2 separate regions of the Mus musculus genome follow, and region 1 is linked to region 2. A link is a loop called in an ENCODE intact Hi-C map of the cell type or tissue named here. Cell type or tissue: left cerebral cortex. All regions are shown on one strand.

The links. Peaks named below come from ENCODE experiments on the same cell type or tissue, not always from the same donor. Only the 100,000 strongest peaks of a DNase experiment are listed, where the experiment ranks them.
Region 1: it touches region 2 in a loop (2.2-fold over the local background); 6 of 42 quality-filtered maps call a loop at or near these places.

Annotation. Positions count from the first base shown.
Region 1 is chr13:51,334,131-51,342,130 of GRCm38, reverse strand. The region is part of intron 2 of Gm46414 (a long non-coding RNA gene); the gene reads right to left. It also overlaps the pseudogene Gm6056. Among named protein-coding and RNA genes, the nearest start is that of S1pr3, 70 kb to the left of the region's middle. In left cerebral cortex, no CTCF peak of the experiment used is centred here; a DNase peak (open chromatin) is centred at 4,041.
Region 2 is chr13:51,397,573-51,405,572 of GRCm38, reverse strand. All of the region lies in intron 1 of Gm32834 (a long non-coding RNA gene), which reads left to right. Among named protein-coding and RNA genes, the nearest start is that of S1pr3, 7.0 kb to the left of the region's middle. In left cerebral cortex, no CTCF peak of the experiment used is centred here; DNase peaks (open chromatin) are centred at 822, 4,193, 4,626, 4,987 and 1 more place; H3K4me3 peaks cover 967 bases; H3K27ac peaks cover 1,891 bases.

The DNA of each region.
Region 1 (8,000 bases), 63 kb after region 2:
ATGAAATGCACTGGCCGCTGTCCCTGCCATATCTGTTTACTCAATGAACTTGTATATAAGTGATATTAACTAACTCTCTTTTGAAACTCTAGTAGAATTATCCAGGAAACCATCAAAAACTGGAAGTAGAAAGAAAGAAAGAAAGAAAGAAAGAGAGAGAGAGAGAGAGAGAGAGAGAGAGAGAGAGAGAGAAAGTGGTTTTATTTTGTTTTTGTAAGTCATTGAGTTCATTATTTTTATATGTGTGGTTAGTGGTAGCATTGAACTCTACTTGGATTTTTTTAAAAAACATTGTCTCACAGCCTCCCCCATAAGTCTTATGAGAAATTTTGTCAAATTGGGCTAGAGAGCTGGCTCAGCAGTTAAGAGCACTTGCTGCTCTTGCAGAGGACTGAACATCAACTCCCAGCACCCAGTCTGGCTGCTCACGACAGCTTGCAACTCCAGATCCAAGGGATCTGATGCCCTCTTCTGGCTTCCATGGGTACCTGCACTCACATGCATATTCCCCAACATGGATACATAAAATAAACCTTAAAAAAAAAATGTCAGCTGACCTCGAAAGAGGTCTCAGCTCTTGGACTTGCTGCTGGCCCCCACTCTCCCGTGCCTCTAATCCTTTCTATTCACTACTAGCTTCCTTCTGCTTGGTCTGAATCTATTTGGTAACTCTTTTCTATGTGTGTGAGGAATGAGCTTTGTCCTTTTTCCTAATGACTGCACTTAGCCCTGGAAATCTCCTGACTATGTGCCTGTTTAGTTGTGTCTCACTGATTTTCTTTCTGATAATTTTTCCACTTTGATAAAGTCTAGCCTAGGTCCCGGTGAGTTAAGCTTCTCCTGTAATCTCTCCATTGCTTGATACTTGGTTTAGTCCCACTGTGGGCAGGTAACCCACCCTGGAGCAGTTTACTATCTTAGAACATATCACAATCTATTTTGCTGCTTGGGATAGAATCTACTTTAGAGCACATTCTGTGGGTGTTAGAGGAGAAAGAGAGTTCTCCATGGTTGGGAGGACAGTTTTATGTCGCATCAAGATCCTGCTGAGAGTGGTGGGGTCTGGTGGTGCTTGTCCGCACACATCTTTGATGACTTGCTATCCAGCTTTTATATTAATTGTTAAAACCACTAACGTCTCTAATACCTTAGCTTTTCTGTTTTACCTTTTAGTTCTTTCCAAGTCTTCCCAGTCTTTGGTGAGTTTCTTTTTCTTTGTGTACTTTATCATTATCTCATTTCATGCATACATATTTAGGACTGGTGTCTTCGTGGTCATTGATTCCTTGGTTATATAAGGTCTGCAACCTTAGTGAGTTTCTCTGACTTAAAGTCACTTTTCCATTGTGGCAGTGTCTATGATCCCATTTAACTAAGAGGTTTACCCTAAGCCAAATATCAACTCAAAGAAATAATTGTTATTTAAATCCAAATAAGACAGTTTCTAAGTCAAAACCTAGTGGCCTTTGGTCATGAAAACCAAAGCATCCTATTGTAGAAAATATTTAATCTCAGCCAGGGGCTTCTATCCTGTGTTTGATTATTCAGATCCCAGATAAAAGACATGCATGACCTTTATATTTATAATAAGCCTTTATGAGCACTAATGCTTGGCATATATCTACCCTCTATGCTATTAAAATCTATTTCCTATCGATAACCCTAAGTTATTACTATGTTTCATTTGGGCTGCTCTTAACTCCAACTGTCCAGTCCTCGGGGCCATATTTTCTTGACTACTAACCCATGGTGTCTTTCTCTTCTCTCCACCTTCTTCTCTCCACCTTGTGGTCCTCCTCTGACCCCAAGCCTGGGAGTCCTAAACCCTGCCAGTGTCTTTTCTGCCTAGCTATTGGCTGTCAGCATCTTTATTCACCAGTCAGGGGTAATTTGGGGCAAGGTCACATAGCATCACCTGGGTCTATGTGAGGTCTCTGGGAACCACCAGTATTTAGCATAGCAAAATTCCAAACCTCAACAGCATCCCCCTTCCAGTCAGGCAAAAGGATGACAAATTGGCCCTGCTAGTAAAGACAGTTGTCACTAAGCCTATGACCTGAGCTCAATACCGAGGACACACACAGTGGAAGGAGAAACCTGATTCCTTCAAGTTGTTCTCCACACACAAGATGCACCATGTGCACACACCTAGACCTACCCAACACACACAATAAATAAGAATATAATTAAGAAAACTTTATTTTTCTTATTTAGTTTCTATTCATTGTCATAAACTTGACTCTGCAATCCAGCTTGGCTTGGAGGGGAATGAGGAAAATATGGAACTCCAAGAATTTCATTGAGAGCAGAAATTACAGAGTATTGTGAGCAGATGGGGTGGCAGGCTCTCTTGGGGTATGGTTGTGGGTGCTCTTCTGAGCTACTAAAGTTCTGGTGGGTATGATTGCAAGTCAAAAGAATTAGAGTTTTTTCACAGTCAGAAATGGTGATCTTCTTGCTGGTCTTGCCATTCCACAGTTTGCACGATGCTCATGCCTTCTTTTACCTTCCTAGAGGCCACATGTTTGTCATCCTGCCACTCAATCTTGGCAATGAAGATTAAAAAAAAAAACACCAACACCAACATCAACAAAAGACCTGGGAACTGCTTGTGTTTGGTCCAGCATTGGCCATGGATGGGATGCCAGAACCTGTATGCTTCAGGATGACCTTCTCATCCTCAAATTTCTCCACATAGAAGACTCCAGTGCTATTATGGCGTGTGACGTCACCACCCTGGAACAATTCTGTGAAAGGAGTAGCCCCTCCCCACACCCCAGTTTTTAAGATTTATTTAAAGATTTGTTTATTTATTTTCTATATATGAGTATACTCTAGTTGTCTTCAGACATATCAGAAAAGGGCATCAGATCTCATTATGAATGTTTGTGAGCCATCATGCAGTTCCTGGGAATTGAACTCAGTACCTCAGGAAGAGCAGTCAGTGTATGTGAGTACACTATAGCTGTCTTCAGACACACCAGACAAGGGCATTGGATCCCATTCCAGATGGCTGGGAATTGAACTCATGACCTCTACAAGGGTAGTCTCTCCAGCTAGGAGTAGCCCTTCTAGCCAAACCCTTTCTCTCCCAAACTCAGAGCATGGAAGTTTTCTGCTGCTGCCTTTGGAACTTTGTCTGCAAACAGCTTGAAGGAGGTGCAGCCCAAGGGCTTGACCATGATGTCGAAAATCACAGTGGGGTTGATCACAGCTGCAGGAAGCAACAACAGGGGACAGCAACATCTGCAAAGCCGAGAAAACTTTTCAGTCTAGAGAAATGCATGCCCACACCTGTATTTCTGGATGTTGTTCTGAATGCTAAGCCAGAGTGAGCAGGTGTGAGAAGGAATCGCACTGGCACGAGAGAAAGAGATGAATAGCGTGAATGTCATCCTCTGCCAAGAGGCCCATGATGGCACTCTGTCCCTAAGTGTTCAGATTCAGCAAGGGTTAGGTATTAGCAAGAAAATGCACAACTGGTTATGAAAGGAACTTGAGCAAGCAGAAAACATGAGCTCTCTGTGCTTGGAAAAGATCTAAACACAATTCTGAAATTAGTGGTAAATACAACCTAGAAACTCAGCCAGGGGTGCTCAGCTGATAAAGTGCTTGCTCTGCAAGTCTGAGGATCTGAGTTCAATGCCCTGGAACCCATTAAAACTCCAGGCATAGTGGCGCATCCTTGCTGTGAGTCAGAGGCTGGTGCTCAGCAGCCAGTCAGCTTAGCTGAACCGTGAGTTCCATATTCAATGGGAGACTGTCTAAAACATAAGATGGAAGCTGACTAAGGAAGACACCTGCCGTCAACCTCTGGCCTTTGCATACATTCACAGGCACCGGTGCATGCACCCATGTGTGTGAGTGCATGCTCGTGTGCCTGTGTGGGGGCATGCGCATGCACGCGTGCGCGCGCGCGCGCGCACACACACACACACACACACACACACACATTAAGGATGAAAAATAGGGACTGTGAGTCTGACTGTCCCTGTTAAAAGCAGTACAACGTTGGCGTCATAGGAAACGGTGCTATGAGGAGGAGGCTGGTAGAAAGTGTGGCTAGCTCTGCTCCTGCTGGAGTCCACCCACCATGTAAAAAGTTATCAGTTTCAAAATAATGGATGCTTGTGAGCTGGAAGACAATTTGTTATTTGAAAAAAAAATCCAAAATGCCTGTTAGCTGTTATTCCAAAATAAGTTTCACATAAATGATAGCATTGCATATAATCATTAAACCAAAATGGTGCTACCAACCCAACAGGTAAATTGTATAGGTCTTGCCAAATTATGAAAGTCCTTTTCGAATAGGGTATAAACTCCAGGTGTCAATGGGAGCAAATCTGACACATTAGACCTCACAGAAAAGTCTACTGCAGTTTAAAAGGCCATAGATACACGCCAGGCTGCTGTAAAGTAAAACTTAGAGGTGTTAAACTTGTCAAAGAGGGAAGCCCTTAGTACAAAGGGATTCTCACAAGACATCAAGAAAAAAGATGGATGACCAAGACCAAGCCTGGCCTTCAGAGGCCTTGAATGAGTACTCCACAGAGGAGACAATAGTGAGGCAATAGGTAAACAGGACTCAGTGCCACTAATTAAAACACAAATCAAAACAACTACTGCATCCAATCCTATGGAACCATCAGGAGTTTGTTGGAGAGAGTGTGGATAACCTTTTCCACGGAACTGTAATTGGTAAGCCAGCAGCAATTCAACTCCATTTCTTAGAAATTTATTCTACACAAAGACAACATTGTGGTGATTATTCCACACATTATACATGGTAATTGAAAACATGGTTTGCTTGGTTTTGTTTTTTTTGTTTTGTTTTTGTTTTTTTTAAGATCTGTTACAGATCTACATACATTTTCTCCACACGTGAAACTTTTTTTTTTTTTGCAGAATTTTGGAACAAAATTGGATGCGAGTTGCCTGAGTTCCTCTGAAGAGAGATGCTGCGTGGTTGGAAGGAACCCATTGTGTGCTTAGAAGGCTGGTAGTTCCTGGGGAGATGGATGGTGGTCCTGAGTCCTGGGGCATACAGGCAGAAAACTGACAGCCTTTCCTAGCTGAGGCACGGCTGGGCTCTTCTTTCTGGGAAAAAGAAACAGCGTCTCAGAATTGCTTCCTCAGGGGACCATGGGCAGGAAGGATGCCTTTGTGAAATGTGCTGTGGCTTCCTTGCAGCAGCTGTGGGTCCCAGGGCCCTGGATGTGCATTTGCTCCCTCAGAGACAAGCAAAAATACTTTACAGATACAGGAGCCAAATACACTTGAGTGGGGACTGGCTTTCCATGGGAAATCTCCACGGTTTGTGGGAGAGATCCTTAGGCTCGTTCCTTCCAAAGTTCACTAGCAAAGTCATCCGAGGAAATATGAAAAGGTGAGGGGTCCAGAGTCTCAGACTGTGGAGGAAGATGAGACATGCCTCCACTTATTTAGGAAAATTAAAAATAAGATTGTTTTTCCCTGTCACTGTAAAGAAAGCTGAATTCCGAAGGGCAGGACCCATGGCCTTCAGAAGAGGTTCAAGTGAGTCCCTGTGGGTTTTCTGGGAAGTGCTATTGCACGGGCGATTCCAGGTAGTTGTGTCTGTCCAAGCAGCAGTCTGGCATCTAAAATGCATCCTGATCTTGTTTTCTGTAAGGGAAATTCCTGGCTAGGATAAGTCTCAGCTGCTACCCCAGGTAACCCTTTCCATCAGCGGACAGGCAATAACTGGGCTTTCTCATTGATGATTCCTCCATGAATGTGTATATATGGGAGGGGGTGTGCACATGGATCCACAGAGGCTGAAGGAAGACACTGGGCTTCCTACTCTCGCTCTGCCTCATTCCCTCACAGACTCACAGACTCGTTCACTGAGCTTGGAACCCGGTCGGCAGCTAAGAAGCCCTAGCCATCTTACTGTTTCTTCTTCCCCCCAGAAGAGTACGAGGGTCCCAGGCACAACTGTGGCTATTCTTAGCTTGCAGATTTGAACTCAGGTCCTTGGACGTCGGGGGAACAAATGCTCTTACCCAATGAACCATCCTGGCTCTCTCTCTGATTACTTCTGCAGAGGAATTCAGTGTTGGCTAGAATATCACCTCTTCCTTCCATGTGTAAGGGGGTTATTTTCTCCTACACATGACTGACCACCATCTATACTTATAGAAATAATAGATAACCTCTCATTGAAGTATGTACACACAAACACACACACACACACACACACACACACACACCACGGAAATGGGGGAAATGATGAGCAACACCAGAGTGGGCACCTTCTCGTAAATGAAGACTTGATTTTCACAATGCCTAACTCTGTGGGTAAAACCAGGCTGCAGGTTGGCGGCAACAGTTTTTTTTCTTACCATGCTTCCCAGCCTAACCCCGTCTTGGCACATGGCAGAGAATGTGAGACACTTCAGTCATTTCCATTCTTCACATTTAAAAATGCTATTTATTATTGGGGAGCTCACATGCCACAGTGCACATGCGCCAGTCAGAGGATGACCGTGGGGACTCCGTTCCCTCCTTTCATCTTTCCAGGGACTGAATTTCAACTTCCCAGGTTTTCATTCCAACCATGTTTACCTGCCCAGACATCTTTCTGGGCCCTGGTTCTTGAGTTTTAAATGGCCCAGCAGTGGTCTTCATTATTTCCAAAGATAATACTCATAGGTTTCAAATACGAGATTACACTGAGAATTCGGGAATTCAGTACTGTAAGGTGATGAGAACCCTCAGGAAAGGCGGGTCAACGCAGGGATTCATAAATGGGGCACATGACCTCTGTGAAGACGTGGGTCAGTTCTGCCGTGGGCTCTGATGGGAGGGGTCAACAGATCAGAGCTGGTAAATGGCTCTCTGTCCCTCAAGAGCATGTCACAGGGATGTTGCTCGGTGTTGAAGAGTTTGGGGCAGACAAAGTGGAGTGTGGAGAACAGTTAGGCACTGGAAACATCCTTGGTGTGTGGAATTTTCCAAGGGAAGCTATTTCCTTCGGACCCTGGTAATTCTGTCCCTCCCAATCCCCCATTTCCCACCATAAATGTTGAGAACTCCAAACCTACAGGGAGAAGCTGCCATTCACATTCTGAAAGCTTCAAGTGAGATCAGACAACCCGGGCAATTTCCCTGGGCCTGGGGATTAGGGCCAAACACCCACAAAGGAAGGGAAAAACCAACATTAATTAGGATTAACTTGAAGAGCCGGTGAGAAGGGAGACAAGCTAGAGACGTGATGATTTGGAAACTAACGCAATGTTTCATGTGGTACTTAGACAAATTGCCTGAGTGTCTGAATGACCGTGTGGGCCTGAGGAAGGGTTGATTTGGAGAGGGCAGACAGCGCCTTAGTTTCTGAAGTAAAGTACTGCAGAAAGATTGTACGTTAAAGCTTAAGGATTTTAAAATGTTTTAAACAAGGGAACCTCCATATTTTCATTCAGTGAGAAGAAAAACCCAGAGAAATCTGTCATGTCTTCCACTGTTCAACATACATGTACATGTGTGTGTAAAGAAGCATGCAGTGAGTGCAACAGTGTGTGAGCATACAGAAGCCATAGAAGCACACCTGTGCATGGCCTTGTCACCCTAAGACAGGGCTTGTCACGGAACTGGAAGCTTGAGTTTTTGCATGGCAGGCCAGTGAGCTCTCAGGATCCACTTGTCTTTACCTCATAGTATTTGGGTTATAGCAGTGGCTCTCAACCTTCCTAACGCTGTGACCCTTTAGTCTAGTTCCTTTACAGTTAGTGACCCCACCCCCCAACCATAAAGTTACTTCATTGCCACCTCAAAACTGTAATGTTGCTACTGTTATGAGCCATCATGCGAATATCTGTTTTCTGATGGTCTTAAACAACCCTTCGAACAAGTCATTTAACTCCCAAAGGGGTTGCGGGTGCGACCCACAGGTTGAGAACCCCTGGGTTGCAGGCAATGCAGCCATGCATGGCTCTTTTCATGGATCTTGTGGGTTCTGATTCAGCTCCTCATGCTCTCAG
Region 2 (8,000 bases):
CAGTGTGCTTGTATGGTGTTGTATGTGTATGTTTGTGATGTGTGCGGTGTGTAACGTACACGTTTGCATGGTGTTATCTGTAGTGACGTGTGAGTATGTGTATGTAGTGTGATGTATGTGTATGCATGTGTTTATGTGTGATATGGGTATAGTGTGTGGTAAGGTGTGTGATGTGTGTTTATGTGTGTGGTGTTTGTGATACGTGTGAGAGTATGAGGCTATTGTTGGTGTGGACAGCAGCCTTCTCATTCTATTCCGTCTCTCATAATTGAGTTGTTTTAAATGCACCCATGTTAGCTTCATAGTAGAGAAACCCAAACTTGAGGTCTTTATCCTACAGTGACAGCTCGCAGCTGTGTGCCGGCGGCATGTGGGCAGAGCTGTTTGGACTTGGCCTTTGCATTGTAGAATATGATGGAACTTTCCCGTGTCTTTTACTGTGCCGTGTTCTCCCCTCCAGCACCCAGTCAGCCTGCAGCTGTGCCTCCATGGCCTTATGCTGATCTAAAGGACAAGGCAGAGCTGGGCATGTGGCCCAGTGGGTCGAGTGCTTGCCTAGTGTGCACGAGGCCCTAGGTTCCATTTCCAGCACAGTATAAACTGAATATGGCCATGCACAGTGGCAATCCCAGCACTCAAGAGACAGAGAAAAGAGAAAGGGAAGCCATGGTCAGAGCATTGGCCTGCGACGGGGACCTGAGCTGTCTTTGTCACTGTGTGTGATGCCATGCAAGGACCTCTTTAGTTACAGTCCCAGAAGTAGGACAGTTGACTCATAGGCTGGATCTATTTTTAGTTCTTTTTTTTTTCTTTCTTTCGTAGCATCTGTACTTCTTTATATTCCTACCAAAAATGTCTAAGAATTCCTTTTTCCTCCCGGTCTTAGTCACTGTTTTGTTGCTGCAGAGAAACCTCATGACCAACCCTTATGAAGGCAAGCCTTTAACTGAGGGCTGGCCTACAGTTCCAGAGGTTTAGTTCATTGTCACCATGGCAGGGAGCATGGCAGCAGGCATGTCCTTGGAGAAGTCCCTGGAAGCTGCATCCTGATCTGCAGGCAGAGAGGAAGACACCGGGCTTGGCATGGGCTTTTGAAACCTCAAAGCCTATCTCCCATGATGCCCTGCTTCCAACAAGGCCACCCCTCCCCCAAGTCCTTCTAATCCTTTCAAGTAGTGCCACTCCCTGGGGACTAAAGCATTTAAAGATAGGAACCCACAGGGGCCATACTTATTCAAATGGCCAGACCCCATTTTTCCCACTTGCATTTATTGATTCATTTATGTTAATTTTGTGGGGTGTGTGTGTGTGTGTGTGTGTGTGTGTGTGTGTGAAGTGGGGTTGTGAAAAATGTGTGAACATGTGTCCTTATGCATGTAGACACTACTAGGTATCTTCCTCAATCACTCACTATCTTATTTATGGATTTTAAGATATTTTTATTAGTTCTTTGAGGAAATTTATATATTTTGGCCATATTCACCCTCTCCACTCTTCTCAGATCCATCCCCCACCTCCTTACCTCCCCCCCCAATTTCATGTTCTCTTTTAAAAATATTTAATAATCCATTCACCCTAAGTTGTGCTGTCCACAGACTTCTAGATGTGGAGCTAACCACCAGAATCTGGTTGACCTACCAGGAGCCACAGCTTTAACAAAACCGACTCTTCCTCCTTCAGAAGCCACCAACTGCCAATAGCTCCTCAGTTAGGGGCGGGACTTAGGGATCCCTTCTCACTCCTCCCTAGAATGTTAAGTTGTTTTGTGCAGGCAGCCAAAGACAGTGTGAACATTCATGGGTCCTGTCCTGGTCCGAGACACCTTGGGATCTTACTGTCTTTTCACCCCTTCTTTCTGGATGGGCACTGAGCCTTGGGAGGGTGTGGTCCAGGTGTCTCACAGGTTTGCAGCTGAACACTCCACAGACACTTACCCTCCGAATTTTGACAGGTTGTAGATTTATTTGTTAATCACCATCCATGGCACGAAGAAACATCTTAAGATGAGGCCTGAGAGCTGTGCTGGCCTATGGATAGAAAAATACAAACTCAGAGGGCAACTAGAAAAGGGAACACTAGGGAGAAGGGTTAAATGGGAAAGGTTTGGAAGAGCCAGGCAGATAAGGTGGTGGAAGGGAGGATGACTCTAACTCTAAGGATGTTTAAAAAAAAAAAAAGTCATATGGAGACCTATTTCCTAAGCCCCCCACATATGTGTATGTATATAGTTATGTACATATCCATATAAAAGAGTCTAGCTGGAGTTATCCAACACAGGGGAGATTACGCTCATTAGAAACCATTGGTTGCCAAATAACCCTGTGGTTCATTGGGTTAGAAGTATCTCTGAGACTCCCAACATAATATAGGCTTGCTCTTGGTTGCCTATCTGCCCACAAGAACTTGATGGTAAAAACCTATTGCTTAAGACACCACAAACACTGGCTGTCACAGACATGGAAGAATCAAGTTGGGCACTGATCACAAAGCTTTCTTCCTGCTACCTGGCTCTCTTAGTACTGGAAGGTTCTAGTATGCAGGGTGCAGTGTACAGGGTGTAGGGTGCCCTCTCCCTCTCTCTTTGTCTCCCCCTCTCTCTCTGTCTCTCTGTCTCTGTCTCTGTCTCTGTCTCTCTGTGTTGTCATACTTTGCTATGAACCCTATGAACCGTAATAATGCCTAGCATGGGAAAGATAGGCTCATGACATGTCTGTTTTGGGGATAACCAAACACTTCCTGCTTTGATTTTAAACCTGTTCCACAAGAGGACACACAAGCATGGTACTGCAAATCTGACAAAGAACATATGGTTAAGGAGCTCACAGGGCCCAGGGGCTGTAGCACTTGCGCGCGTGTGTGTGTGTGTGTGTGTGTGTGTGTGCATGCACGGGCAGAGACACACACAGGCAGAGACTCTCACTTAACCTATCACCTCATGCACTGGGCTAAGATAGCTGACCAGTGAAGAGTTTTAGCTGCCTCAGGTTGCAATTTAAAAAAAAAAAAAAAGTAGCCGGGTGTGGTGACGCTCGCCTTTAATCCCAGCACTCAGGAGGCAGAGGCAGGCGGATTTCTGAGTTCGAGGCCAGCCTGGTCTACAAACTGAGTTCCAGGACAGCCAGGGATATACAGAGAAACCCGGTCTCGAAAAAACAAAAACAAACAAACAAACAAACAAATAAATAAATAAATAAATGTAGGTGTGAGGATTTGAATTCAAAGCACGTTGCAGATTGAGTCATCTCCTGAATTTGCCTCCTTCTACCTCTCCCCCTCCTCCCTCCCTCTCCTCATTTTCTCTCTCCTTCTCCTTCCCCCTCTTCCTCCTCCCTCTCCCCCTCTCTCTCTTCCTTTCTCTCTCCTTCTCCTTCCCCTCCTCCCTCTTTCTCCCTCTCCCCCTTTTCTCTCTCCCTCTCCTTCCCCCTCCCCTCCTCCCTCTCCCCCTTTTCTCCCTCCCTCTCCCTCCTTCCTGTGTGTTGTGTGGGCCTGCATGCAGGTGTACAGGTATGTGCTGCTGTTTCCACAACCTCAGGTCTTTCTCATCCTCTCTCCACCTTATTTTTGAGTTCTTGATATCATTTCACCCAGGTTTTGGAGAGTCAGCTAGGCGGGGCAGGCCAGTGAGCCCCAGGACCCCATCTGTGCTCCCTTCCCCAGCACTGGGGTCTGCACTGGGGTCACCCTCACACCAGGCTTTCTGAGTGGTTTCTAGCCATTGACTTAGTTCCTTAGGCTTGCATGGGCAAGTACTTTACCAACTGAGCCGTCTCTACTTTTTATTTATTTTTTGATGATAACCACGGAGACTGGGGTGGGATGGAATCTTGCCATTTTGTTTTTCATTTCTCTGGTAACTATAGGTATTGAACATTTTAAAATATATTTGGTTGGCATCATGGGAGAAATGCTTCAAGTTGTTAGTTCAGGAAGTGCTTTCTAGATAGAATCCCAAGACCAGGAAACTATAGCCCTTTTAAGCATAAACACACTAGGAGAAAGATTCAGATTCGCTGGGGGCAGAGAAGGAACACTTGCCTCCCCCTCCCCATGAGCTGGGGTTTTGGGGGCAGCTTGGATTGCTTCAGACACCCTTTTGTGGGGGACATAGGTATCACAGTGATTTGCAAGTGAGAAAACAAGGCACAGAAAGAGGAACTCAAAAGAGCCACACACGGATGATAAATGGAAGAGTTGGCATACTGTCACATGACCATGATCTCGCTTCCGCCCTGCTTGTTCGGCTGCGGACAGCTCCTACCCAGAGATCCTACTCAGAACCAGCTATTTAACACGTGAAAGGCTCAAGTGCAAATGGGAATTTAAACTTTGCTCACCAAACAGCACCCTGGGGCATTAGCTCAAAAGAGGCAGCATCCAGGCCATGGCATCCCAGGGATACCGGGAGTCTAGCTGTGATGACTGTAAAGTAACCTTAGGACTTTGCGGGGGCGGGGTGGGGTGGGGTGTGGGGTGGGGGGAATCGTTAACTTCTCTGACCCAGGGAGTGGGGCTTTCAGCTGGAACAGAGCCTTCAGACTTTCAGAAGCAGGTTGGCAGCAGACAGAGAACCGAAAACTTAGCCGGGGCTTGCGCGCATGCGCGTGTTTCCAATGACGCTAACTGGAAGACCCTGCTTTGGGTGTGGGTGGCCTGGATTCCCACCTCCACCCCACCCCCACCCCATACACACACAACAACTTCGTTTTGGCTAGGAAAGTGTCTGCAGAGCTTGCATGTGAATATCACAGCCAGTCAGAGCACCACACTTCAGCAACCTGGGGGCGGGGGGCTCTCTGTCAAATTACTCCTCTCAAAGTGTCTTTGTGGATGCCACGCCTGGGAAATCATGGTGGGAGCTGCCTGACGCGGGGCGCTTCATTTCCAGACAGTTCCCAGAGGAGGTAAACTGCGTCATTCAACAGAAATGCCCGGTAGTGTGCCGGGCACTGAGCAACTGAAGGTGGATTGGTTGGTCAGGAGCAAACCTGCCTGCCTCCTGCTGGAACTAGTTTGGTGCGCGCTCCCACTGTGCCCTTGGGCTTCTGAACAAGTGTCTGCAATGTTCTGGAATAAGCTTGCTTCTTCTCCGTCACCAAATGGTTTGGTTAAGGGTGGTGGTGGGACGCGGAGGGTGGAGATGAATTGAGAAGCAGTTGTCGATTTCCTCCTTCTTCCAAACATCAAAGGCAGCGGTGGATGACAAACTGAAGGACAGAGGGTTTGATGATGCAAGAGGAGCCAGCAGCAACCAAGGCCAGCCTCTTGCGGGTGTGGGCAGGGCCTTCTTTACAATGAGTTCACACACACACACACACACACACACACACAGAGAGAGAGAGAGAGAGAGAGAGAGAGAGAGAGAGAGAGAGAGAGAGAGAGACTGCTCTTTCAGAACAGCCCTAGGAGGTTAGCTTCAGACTAAGACAGGAGACAGAGAGTCCTTGATTTTGCCAAGGTTGCACAGCTGGGGAGAAACCCAGCTATGGCTTCACCTTGGCCCTTGTTAGGACTCCTTCCTAGTCCGGTTGCAGTCTCCTGGATCTATTTTGATTACACTGGGAAATTGTGGTATCTTCGGAAGAGGTGGGCTGACCATTCTCCATGGATGACCAACACCTGGTGTGGTGATTAAGGTCATCAAGTTGACTGGATTTAGACCCACCTTCCGATGTGTCTGTGAGGGATTTTCTAAACTGGGCTACTTGAAGTGGGGAAACCATCTCTGAATGTGGGGAGTGCCACCCCATGGGCTGGGGCTCTAGAATGAATAAAAAGGAGAGGGGAACTGAGCACCAGCACCCATGCCTCCCTACTTCCGGGGACCAGCTTCCCCCCACTTCCGGGCTCTAGGCACAGTGGGACCAGCTTTCTCATGCCTCTGCCTTCCTGCTTTCTCTGCAATGATGGGCTAACTCCTTCTTTCCTTAAGTCACTTTTTGCCACAGCAATAAGGACAGCAACTGGTTCCCCTGGAGTGCAGAGATGAAGGGAAAAGGGGGACAGACCCTTGGCAGACCTTTGACCTTGACATTTCCTATGTCTCTGAGCTCTGAGCCAGCATTAGCTGGATTAGAAGATTCTAGATGGAAGCCACGGGATCCCTTTGAGTGGTCCTTGCCCTGAGGGTGGTGGTAGGTCAGGTTGCTCTACTGCAGTGAGGATAACACCGGCATCCTTCCTCTCCATCCTTCTTGACTGACACAGAAAGACTTTAAGCTCTGTGGGTCAGCATCCTCTGTCATCCTGAATACAGAGTTTGGTACCTGGGCAGTTAAAGAGTCATGGAAACTCTACAACTTTATACAGACACATGTGCAAAAGGTTCCCTTCAAGGCTAGTTGACTAGAAATCATGTATGGATTTATTTAAAAACAATAATAACCCTTTCAAGACACTGAGGAAAACATGAGGGGAAAAATCTCAAACAAGTTTAGTCTTCTAAATTGCCACTTCAAGAACAGCCAAAAAAAAGAATGACAGCAGAGACAATAAACCAAAAAACAGTCCAATAAAGACAGCAGAAATTATGAAAGCGAGAAGCATCAGTAAAATATGAATAGTCATCAGCTGAGAAATCAGAGCTGGGGAGGAGGGACTCCTGGGCAGTGGTGCAACCTCCTACAGCCTCGCTGAGATGACCCAATGTATACAGAAGTGAAGGCTACCAGGCTGCCACCTCTCTCCTAACAGGAAATAAGTACACGAGACACCCTTAAAACTATCAAGGAAATGGAACTAATAATTCACAAACCTTCAAAAAAAATTAAAAGGGTAATTTCAATCTCTGGAGTGTTTCATCTAAAATATTATACCAAGTGACTCATAGTAATTCCATAAAACAGAAAGAGGAAGAGACAGGGGTGCTACTTAAGGAAGACAGGGCTATCTTTACCTCCAAATCACACAAATATGGCAGGAACAGATGCCACGTAACTCCCCTCATAAAGAAGACACAATGTTCTTGTTTATTTTTGTTTTCCAAGACAAAGTCTCATGTAGCCCAGACTGGTTTCAAACTCACTATGTAAACAACCTGGAATCTCTGATGCTCCTGCCGCCAGAATGCTGAGATTTCAGGAAAGTGTCACCATATCCTCTGTGTATGTGTGTGTATGTGTATGCACTTGAGTGTATGCCACTGGAGATTAAATTGAGGGCCTCATGCATGCAAGGTGCAAGCACTGTACCAGTTGAACTACAGCCTTGGCCCAAGAAATGTACTTTGACCTAAACCTTACATCTCCTACAAAAGCTAACACAAAGCAGGCCAAAGATTTAGGTACAGCATAAAGCTTTAGAGCACTTGTGAGATGCCATAGGACAGGTAACAGAGTGACCAGGTATGACAGGATCTCTAAAAGAAATATCAATGCACCAAACTTCGTCAAAATGGAAATGTTTGCTCAGCAGAAAAAGACCTGCTTGGGAGGATCGACAGCTGAGCTTCAGCCTGACAGAAATATTTGCAAACCACAAATCTAATGAGGAACTCATATCTAGGATATATAAAGAACTCATTAAAAAAAATCGAGAAGATTCAAATCAAATGTGGGCAGGAAATGCAGAGGGGTCACATGGATGGAAACAGATTCATGACTGGTCATGGGAGACGTGCAAATAAAGCCCCAGTGATCTGTGACGACAGCTCACAGGCACACTGCCTGGCCAGTGGTTGTAGAAGGAGCGGAAACCCTGTCTTTCTCCAGTGGGACTGGGAAGTGGTACAGACTTTCTGGAAAATGACAGGGCAGTTTCCTAAAAACAACAAAACAAAACATAACCAACCAAAAAAACCCAATAAATATAAAACTATACCTCTGATGTTTGGCAACCTAGCCACTGCACTCCAGGGCAGGCGGCCCAGGGGAGCTAGAATCAAGCTTACCCCAGGAGACCTCGGGGAATGTCCATCCGAAGCCCTCTAAGTGATTGATCACACAGAAAACCCAAGCTGGAAAGAGTTAAGACATTTCCGGTAGAGGAACCATTCCATGAATGAT